Regions from separate parts of the Mus musculus genome. Here all the other regions are linked to region 3. A link is a contact called in ENCODE POLR2A ChIA-PET data. All regions are on one chromosome and are shown on one strand. The core of a region is the stretch at or near the end of the contact, and the rest is flanking DNA. Distances in the headings are between cores, read along the strand shown. Region 1 holds the start of Clpp (caseinolytic mitochondrial matrix peptidase proteolytic subunit). Region 2 holds the start of Gtf2f1 (general transcription factor IIF, polypeptide 1). Region 3 holds the start of Dus3l (dihydrouridine synthase 3-like (S. cerevisiae)).

Region 1 (2,801 bases), core at 128-2,627, 230 kb before region 3:
TGTTTGTTTTTCGAGATAAGAGTTCTTCTCTGTGTAGCTCTGGCTATCCTGGAACTCACTCTGTAGACCAGGCTGGTCTCGAATTCAGAAATCAGCCTGCCTCTGCCTCCCAAGTGCAGGAATTAAATGTGTGCACTACCATACCCTGCTTTGAGCGATTTTAAATTTTAGATTCTGTAGGAGGCACAAGGCTGCATGTCTTCCCCAAAGGGGCTATCTCTGACCCCACAACCAGGCTGTCCTGGCTTACCTGGGCTGTTGATATACATATGAATGGGCTTCTTGTTGCTTTCAGACTGTAAGAACAACAGCTGGGCAATGACCAGACTGGCCACACTGTCGTCAATCTGCAGGTGGGGAGAGCAGAGGTATCCTCAGGTTGAAGGTGGGATGGATAGAGGCTTAAGGAGTTGAGGCCCTGGGAACCAGGAATTTCCAGCACAGGAAGAGATGGCTGGGGAAGCCCCAGATAGTGGAAGACCCTAAGCTGGGGACAAGACTGGGACGGAGTGCTCTCCTAGCAGGCAAAAGGCCCTGGGTTTAAGCACTGCCTACACCTGGTCTGGTTTAGGAACCTCATCCCTCCCTCAAATGTCCTGTCAGCTACATGGGGAGTTCAAGGCCAGCCTGGGACCCTGACTCAGAAGACCAAAGGATAAACTGAAACAAAGAATGGCTGACAACAGCAGACTATGGTAAGAATGCACATTTTACATTCCAACGTTTGGGAAGCTATGGCAGGACGATGGAAAGGTAGGGGCTAGCCTGTACTACAAAGCAAAAATTTTGCTCAAGTTTTTTTTTTTTTTTTTTAAAGAATGTTTAAGGTCAGGGTCTAGGGCCTAGGGTCTAGGAGGTCACCAAGGATGAGGGGGAAGAGGGGGTTATATGACACAGAGCTTGACAAAGGATAAATGTTGGTGAGACAACAAGGTGTGCCCGGGAAGGACCGGGGTCGCTCACCGGGCCCATGACGCACACGATGCGTTCCCGCAACAGCCTCGAGTATATGTCATAAGCGCGCTCGCCTCGACCCTTCGTGGGAAAAGAAGATGTGAAAGGTCATCCTCCCTTGCACGCCGACCGACTACAAGCCTCCGCGCCATGTCCCCATCAGGTCACCGTACCGTCTGCTCCACCACTATGGGGATGAGCGGGAAAGCTCGCGTCGCAGTTCCATGCAGGCTCCTCCGCAGGGGTGAGCAGCTCACAGCAGTCCATGGCGGGGAGAAATGCACGGCAAGGCGAGACAACAGAGCGCGACATCCGTCCACAGCCACCCGGGCCTCCCCCAGCAGCACTCTGGGCCACATGACGACGCGCACTCCGGCTTGGCTTCCGGAACTACAACACCCGGCGTGCTTTGCGGGAGTCACTGGCTCATCCACTTCCGAGAACAGAATAAGCGGAACTGAAGAAGGCGGGGATAAGTCTGTGGGTGGGGTCCTCGTTAGAGGTAGGCGTTCGAATAAATAAGAAAAACCCGCGTATTAGTCCCATGGAAGTTCTCGGACGAGGTTGCGCTGTTCCCGGTGCCCACGCGGGAAGAAGCTCACGGAGGTGCTCACCAAAGGGTGAGAAGAGGCTTAGGGGACGCACCAGCCCACCACCATCGTCCCGCAGCAATCAGGTCCACGTGCTGGCCTGTAACCAATTGATCTTCCAGAACTACAATTCCCAGCTGCTTTGCGACCCCTGACTCCCGTATAGGCTCGCTAGAGAAAGGAGGAGAGTGTCTCTGGGACAGGACTTAGACCAGGAATCGCCAGGGGATTTATTGAACAATGTAGTTTAGGGCATTGTGAACACTGAGATAGGAGAGGAGGCCTGGATCTTGCCACAAGTTCTGGACGTTCGCTACACCTGTATTCGTTTTCAGAGGGCGTCCAGCTTTCTAGAAGCGTTCCTTTTTTGTCCAAGTAAAACTGGAGGGTAGGTAGACAGTGCCTACTGTCCATGTGCATGGTCCTATACCTTGAGAAATACTGTGCCCGCCATCTCGATCTGTCGCCGTAAGACCAAGATTCTGGGAGCTCCCCCCACCGCCATACCTGCCTCGTCTGTGCCTACGTTGCAGCTGGAGGCTCTTGGAAGAGGTGAAACTGAGCCATTGAACCTGCGACAGTCAGGCAATCACCTCTGCATTCATCTTCTTTGTCTTCCCTGCAACTCTTTTAAAAAAATAATATAGATATAGATATTTAGATATAGATTTATTTATTATTATTCATAAGTACACTGTAGCTGTCTTCAGATGCACCAGAAGAGGGCGTCAGATCTCATTAAGGGTGGTTGTAAGCCACCATGTGGTTGCTGGGATTTGAACTTAGGACCTTGGGAAGAGCAGTCAGTGCAACTCTTTTTAGCAGCCACACTTTTTCCCACGTGTCACTCCCCTCTGCCCTGTGCTAGGCTCCTTTACAATACATCTGTATCGGGCTGAGACATCATGCTCTGCTACCACCTCAGGCACATTCTGGAACTTTCTTAATTGTCGCCTGATGTAAGCATTACTTAAAGCGGTTGCCATGTTCCCTGAGGAAGATACACTTGCGTAACTGGAGACTTGTACCTTTAAATTGCATAAAAGCCAGACATGACCATCAAAAGCCAGAGATGTTTTTCCCTAGAGCTCTCCAAACGACACAGGCTCTTGTCATTACTCTGGGTTGCTCACCATAATTAGATGACAAGACTCAGTTGCTGAAGACACCAGTCACTTTGGTGTCTTCATGGGTCATGCAGAAACCAAACTGGAATTGACCTGGAGATTTCCTCCCAGCTGATTCAATTTCATAGTA
Region 2 (2,700 bases), core at 25-2,524, 250 kb before region 3:
CAAGTCTATAAGAAATCCTGGACTCACGTTGAAGCATCCCCCTGTGGGGATTTTCCTGAGCCATTTGCACAGACCTCCATGAAGTGCCTTAGTGACTCCATCACCCCATTTTACAGATAAAGAAGAGGGCCCTCAAACTCACCCAGTAGCACCCTGCTCCGCCCACCATGCGGTCCTTTCTATGCTGCCTGCTTGTGCCTCTAGTCACACAACCTCTGAGTTGGGATAAGACCTCTCTGCCCTTTCCTCTCCTCCGCAGTCAGCCCTCGTTCTTTGTCCCTTTCAGTTCACTTTGGTCTTCCTAGCCAGCCTCTGTAACTTAAGGCGCACTCCCTGAAGGCGGAGAAATGAATGCCTCCCCTACTAGACACATCTGTGGAGTCAGTTGTTTATGCAAAGACAGTCATGGAATCAGCCTATCTCATTCCTCTCAAGTTCAATGCCTGTGCCTCCCTTGCCCCTCTGCTTAACCAACTCCTTTGCATCCCGTAGGCTCCCTTTCTCTGATTTGTCCCCAGAGAATAGTACTTTCCATTTCCGACACTGGCTCCTCTACTCAAGTTATATGCCAAAGGCATCAACCAACAGTGAGGTGGGAGCATGCGCAGATGCGTTCCTTCCGTGCAGGGGTTGGTGTACACCCCCAGGTAGTGGGGATACTTGCCCATCTCCCCCTTTCGTTGGCCCATGTAAACCAACCACCCCACGTCGTTACCCTTCTCCTGGGGCCTCAAAGCTCTGCCCAGCTGGGGCAGCGTGGACTCGCACAGACCCATCCCGCCCGCAATGCCGGGGTACGCTGGGGCCCTGTCTCCACCCTGCACCGAGTCCCCGGCTCCGCTCTACGTCACAAGGGACTCATTTTGCAAGATCCTCGGGATCCCCATATCCCAGGACACAGAAAACTGAACCTCAGACCCGCCCCAGAAGAGCCGAAGAAGCCACCCCACAGAGTGGGCCTCGGTTGCCATGGCAACTCGGCCTCCGTTCCCGCTTCTTGGACACATTTACGCTTGCGCAAGAGGATCGAGTTCGCGTCTACCAGGAGACTCCATTTCCACCCTACCCAGGATGCTCCGCGGTGCCTGCGTCGTGACGTCACGACGGGCGTGTCTACACGTGACTTTTCCGTGGTATATAAACAGAGAACGCCGCCAAAAGGTGGCTTTCTCTCCGAAGCTGGTGATCTAGAGTAGTTACAGCGGCTGCGCTCTTCTCGGTGTGGCAGCTCAACTTCCGGGTCAGGCTCTAACGCATGCGCAGAGAGTTAGGTCTCTTTTTCTCGTCTTCCAGCATTCTCCGAGACTTAAGGATTTGGAAATCCAAAGCACAGCATCACACTAACGTGACAACCAGGAAAGGTGCCTTCCCTTTCCTGGAGCCGAGGGACACAACGAAGTTCATCCCGTCAGGCCGACCGGGAGCAGCTTGAGCAACGGCCATGGCGGCTCTAGTGAGTATGAATGAGGTGGGGACAGAGGTGTCGCAGAACAGACCCCGCGCCCTCTCCTCGCCTTACAGACCCCTGCTCTCTTGCAGGGCTCCAGCAGCCAGAATGTCACCGAGTACGTCGTCCGAGTCCCCAAGTAAGTCCCCGTCCACCCACACTCCAGAACCTCGGCCCTGTGTTCCCCTGCCACCCCGTCCAAGACACAGTAACAGTTACCCCTTGGTAGTTAATGTCAGGGGTCGGTGACTTTGCCCTGAGTCAGACGGGTCAGGTCAGACATGGTGACTGCCTTTAATCTCAGCACTTGGGAAGCAGATGTAAGAGAATTTCTGTGAGTTCGCAGCCAGCCAGGTCTGTATAGTGAGTTCCAGGACAGCCAGGGCTACATAGTCGGGTCCTGTCCCAAAATAAAAGAAAACCCCAAACTGGTCACAGGTGGTATACATCCTGTTTTTTTGTGCCAAGTGCCATGTCCCTCAACTTCTAACTTTATTTTAGGTGGGTACATGCTAGGCAAGTACTCCACCACCGAGCCACACCCAGCCCCCTCTTAAGTTTTGTTTATTTTGAAGACAAGAGTCTTACTGTGTAGTTCAGATGGTTTGATCAGGCTGGCTTTGAACCCACTCAGATCCATTAAGACCCTTGCCTGCCTGCCCTTCTTTCTACATAGGGGTCCTCCGCACTTTTGGTTCCTTTTTTCTTTTTTTCTCTTTTGGTTTTTCGAGACAGGGTTTCTCTGTGTAGCCCTGGCTGTCCTGGAACTCACCTTGTAGACCAGGCTGGCCTCGAACTCAGAAATCCACCTGCCTCTGCCTCCCAAGTGCTGGGATTAAAGGCATGTGCCAACTCTGCCTGGTGGTCCCTTTGTTTCTTGAAGATTTAATTTATTATCTATGTGTATGAATGTTCTCTCTTGTCTCTCCTCTCTCACTCTCGCTCTTGCTCTCGCTCTCACTCTTTCTGTATGTGATGCTGTAAGAGAGCCTAGTGTCTGTGGATCTTTATCTGATGGGGTTGGGTTGGATGAGATGGATCTTGATTCTTTAAAACAAAACAAAACAAAACCCCTGAAAAACTAGAGCGTGGTTCTCAACTTGCAGGTTGCCTAAGACCATCGGAAAACACAGATATTTACATGACCATTTATAGCTTACAGTTGTGAACTAAACAAAAATAATTTTATGATTGGGTCACCGCAGCATGAGGAGATGTATTAGAGGGTCAGAGCTTTAGAACCATTGCTCTGG
Region 3 (2,700 bases), core at 66-2,565:
GGGAGTGCTCTCTGAGTTCAGGACCAGCCTAGTTTACAGAGTGAGTTCCAGGTCAGCCAGGGCTACACAGAGAAACCCTGTCTCAAAAAAACCAAAAATAAATAAATTCAAGTGTGATGTGTAGATAGGCTGAGGGTCAATGACTTTGAAGGCAGCACCAGGGGCCAAGGCAAGGCACTACTAGGTCGAGTCCCTGTAGGTCAAGGGTCATATATATTTGTCACAGCACAGCATCTTCAGACTTTAAGCCAAGCCTGTAGAGCCACCCCTCACCTGGAGGAAGGACGGGCAGAGCCTGTCCTTGTCGTAGTGTGCTGGCTTCACATGGGGCCGGCTTTTGTTTTGGCCACGGGCCCTCTTGGGCACCTGCCTTTCACGGGATTCAATTGCCACCTCTGTCTTCCCATTTTCCTGCCCATCTTCCAGGCGAATTCTTTTGGCCCCTGGCTCAGCTGGGTCTCCTGTGGGCACTTCCTGGCATGCACCCTCCTGCTTGTCTCCATCCAGATATTCGTGGAACCGTTCTTTGGTTGTGCGGTACCTGCCAGAGCGGGAGAGGCTCGATGTGCACAGGGAAAGGGGCTTGGGGGCTAATGCCAAGCTCACGTGCTCCTGCTTGCAGGAAGCTTTCCCTACTTAGAACCAGCCAGTTTTCACCCAGTGCCACGGGGACACCTGTTTTACACTTGAAGGAGCCATTTGTGTCTCTGCTCTGAGAACTGAATTGCCTTAAGGGTTGCGACACACAAATATCAATATCCTTGGTAGGCTACGAAGGAACTACAAACCCCAGCATGCTTGGCAGCGAGACTCAAGCTACCACCCTTCCCAGGTCTTTCGCTGCGAGCCATTTTTTTTTCCCTCGTGGAGACTACAAGCCCCACCATGCACCTCGGGCCCTGCTTCTGGTTCCCCAAAGCTGCCTATGTGCACAGCCGGCCTCATGGCTTGTGACAACCAACACATGTTACACTCGTGTGTCAGCAGAAGGTAGGTAAAGACTTTGGCGCCTCCGGGATGCCGCTCTCCAGGATGCCGCCACACCTCCCAGCATGCACCACTCGCACCCGCCACGGACGCCGGGAAGGCCACATCAGCTTCGCTGACGGGCGCCAGCGACTCACTGAGCTTTAATGGGCGCCACCCCCCGTTCGCACGCGCCAACCCCGGAGTCACCGCCACCACCGCTCTCCGCTGCCGTCTCCGCCATCGATGCCCCTCACACCAGCTCTGGAGTGTGGCAGGAAAGTCTTCCGGGTCGCTCGTGTCCTCTGGAGCCTACAGAAAGAAATGCGCACGCTCAGACTACAGCAATGCTGCTAAGGCGCGCGTGCGCACGACCGTGGGGGCGGGGGGGGGGGGGGCCAAGGCTGCGCAGGAAACGGAAGTGCTCAAGGGTCCCGGAGGGGTTCTTGTCGGTCATCCGTGGGTCACTCTTGATCCGTGGAAGTGAATCTGGGGGTGTGGGTGTGGGTGCAGCTCACACTCACCTACTCTGCTTCTGTCCCTTTTACAAACGAGTCTGTTATTTTATAATAAAAAACCGCAGCCCGAGCGGTGTTGCGCACGCCTTTAATCCCAGCACTGGGGAGATCGAGTCAGGTGAATCATGAGTTCGAGGCCAGCCTGGTCTATAGAGTGAGGTCCAGAACAGCCTGAGCTACTCAGAGAAACCGTGTCTCAGAAGACAAACAAAAAATACCAACAGCTTTGAAGGATCAAATGACTTCACGGGGACACGCTGTCCTTTGACAGTGCCCTTCGTGAGCCACTGTGGCCCATAAACGCGTGGCAATTTGAATTATTTTTATTGTACTGCCTTTTCTTTTCTTTTTTCTTTTTTTTTTTTTTTTTGAGACAGCGTCTCACTATGTAGCCCAGGCAAGCCTCAAACTCAGAAATCCTCCTGCCTCTGCCTCCCAAGTGCTGGGATTAAAGGTGTGTGCCAGCGTTACTTTGAAAGTGACATTTACTCATCTATTGTGTGTGTGTGGGTCTCCTGTGTGTCACCCTTATGTGGAGGTCATATGACAATGGGGGGCGGGGGTCCCTGCATCCCCATGTCGGTCCCGGGATTGAACTCAGCCCCTTGAGCCTGACATCAGGCACTTCTCCGATCCTGCAATTACTATTTTAATAAAAATGTGCTTAAACATGTAAGAACAGCACTTGGGTGGATCGGGAGGTAGTGTTTTGTTTTTGTTTTGGTTTTTTTTTTTTTGGGGGGGGGGGAGGGGGTCGAGACAGGGTTTCTCTGTATAGCCCTGGCAGTCCTGGTGTTTGAGGCCAGCCTGAGCTACATGTCTCAACCAAAGCCAAGTCAAACCAATCAGTATTTAAATTTATTTAATTCATGGAGATGGGGGTCTCACCCTGTAGCCCAGGCTGTCCCGCAACGCACGAACTAGACTCTGCTGGTTGTATAACATAAGGGGAAACAGGCCCAGAGAGGTAAAGCGATTAATTAGCCTTAGACCACAATAGCACCCTGTTTGCGCCATTGCTCTCTACCGTCCCTACTGGGCAAGATGGGAATAACAATGCATTTTAAGGCTGAGGCTCCTTTGTAGCGTCTACAATTGGGTTGTGATAAGGACACGCTCTTGGAAGAAACAGGGCTGCAAAGGGCAACGACAGAAACAAGATCCCTTCCTCAAAGCAACTCCGTCCTCTTCTGTGCAAGGCAACCCAGGCTGGCTT

Evidence for each region. ChIA-PET counts read pairs that join two places held with the same protein, here RNA polymerase II (POLR2A).
Region 1: POLR2A ChIA-PET joins it to region 3 with 27 read pairs in Patski. The contact joins the promoter of Clpp here to the promoter of Dus3l in region 3. POLR2A ChIA-PET finds 5 or more read pairs at or near these places in 3 of 5 experiments (Patski and embryonic stem cell).
Region 2: POLR2A ChIA-PET joins it to region 3 with 10 read pairs in embryonic stem cell. The contact joins the promoter of Gtf2f1 here to the promoter of Dus3l in region 3. POLR2A ChIA-PET finds 5 or more read pairs at or near these places in 4 of 5 experiments (Patski and embryonic stem cell).

Annotation. Positions count from the first base shown.
Region 1 is chr17:56,988,840-56,991,640 of GRCm38, reverse strand. It overlaps Clpp (caseinolytic mitochondrial matrix peptidase proteolytic subunit), which reads right to left and starts at 1,377. Exons shown (of 6, transcript NM_017393.2): 1 at 1,128-1,377; 2 at 964-1,035; 3 at 251-347. The coding sequence starts at 1,313. It overlaps Gm33509 (a long non-coding RNA gene), which reads left to right and starts at 1,718. Exons shown (of 2, transcript XR_385672.4): 1 at 1,718-1,932.
Region 2 is chr17:57,009,862-57,012,561 of GRCm38, reverse strand. It overlaps Gtf2f1 (general transcription factor IIF, polypeptide 1), which reads left to right and starts at 1,274. Exons shown (of 13, transcript NM_133801.2): 1 at 1,274-1,453; 2 at 1,540-1,586. The coding sequence starts at 1,442.
Region 3 is chr17:56,763,366-56,766,065 of GRCm38, reverse strand. Dus3l (dihydrouridine synthase 3-like (S. cerevisiae)) reads right to left here and starts at 1,315. Exons shown (of 13, transcript NM_144858.2): 1 at 1,125-1,315; 2 at 274-541. The coding sequence starts at 1,210.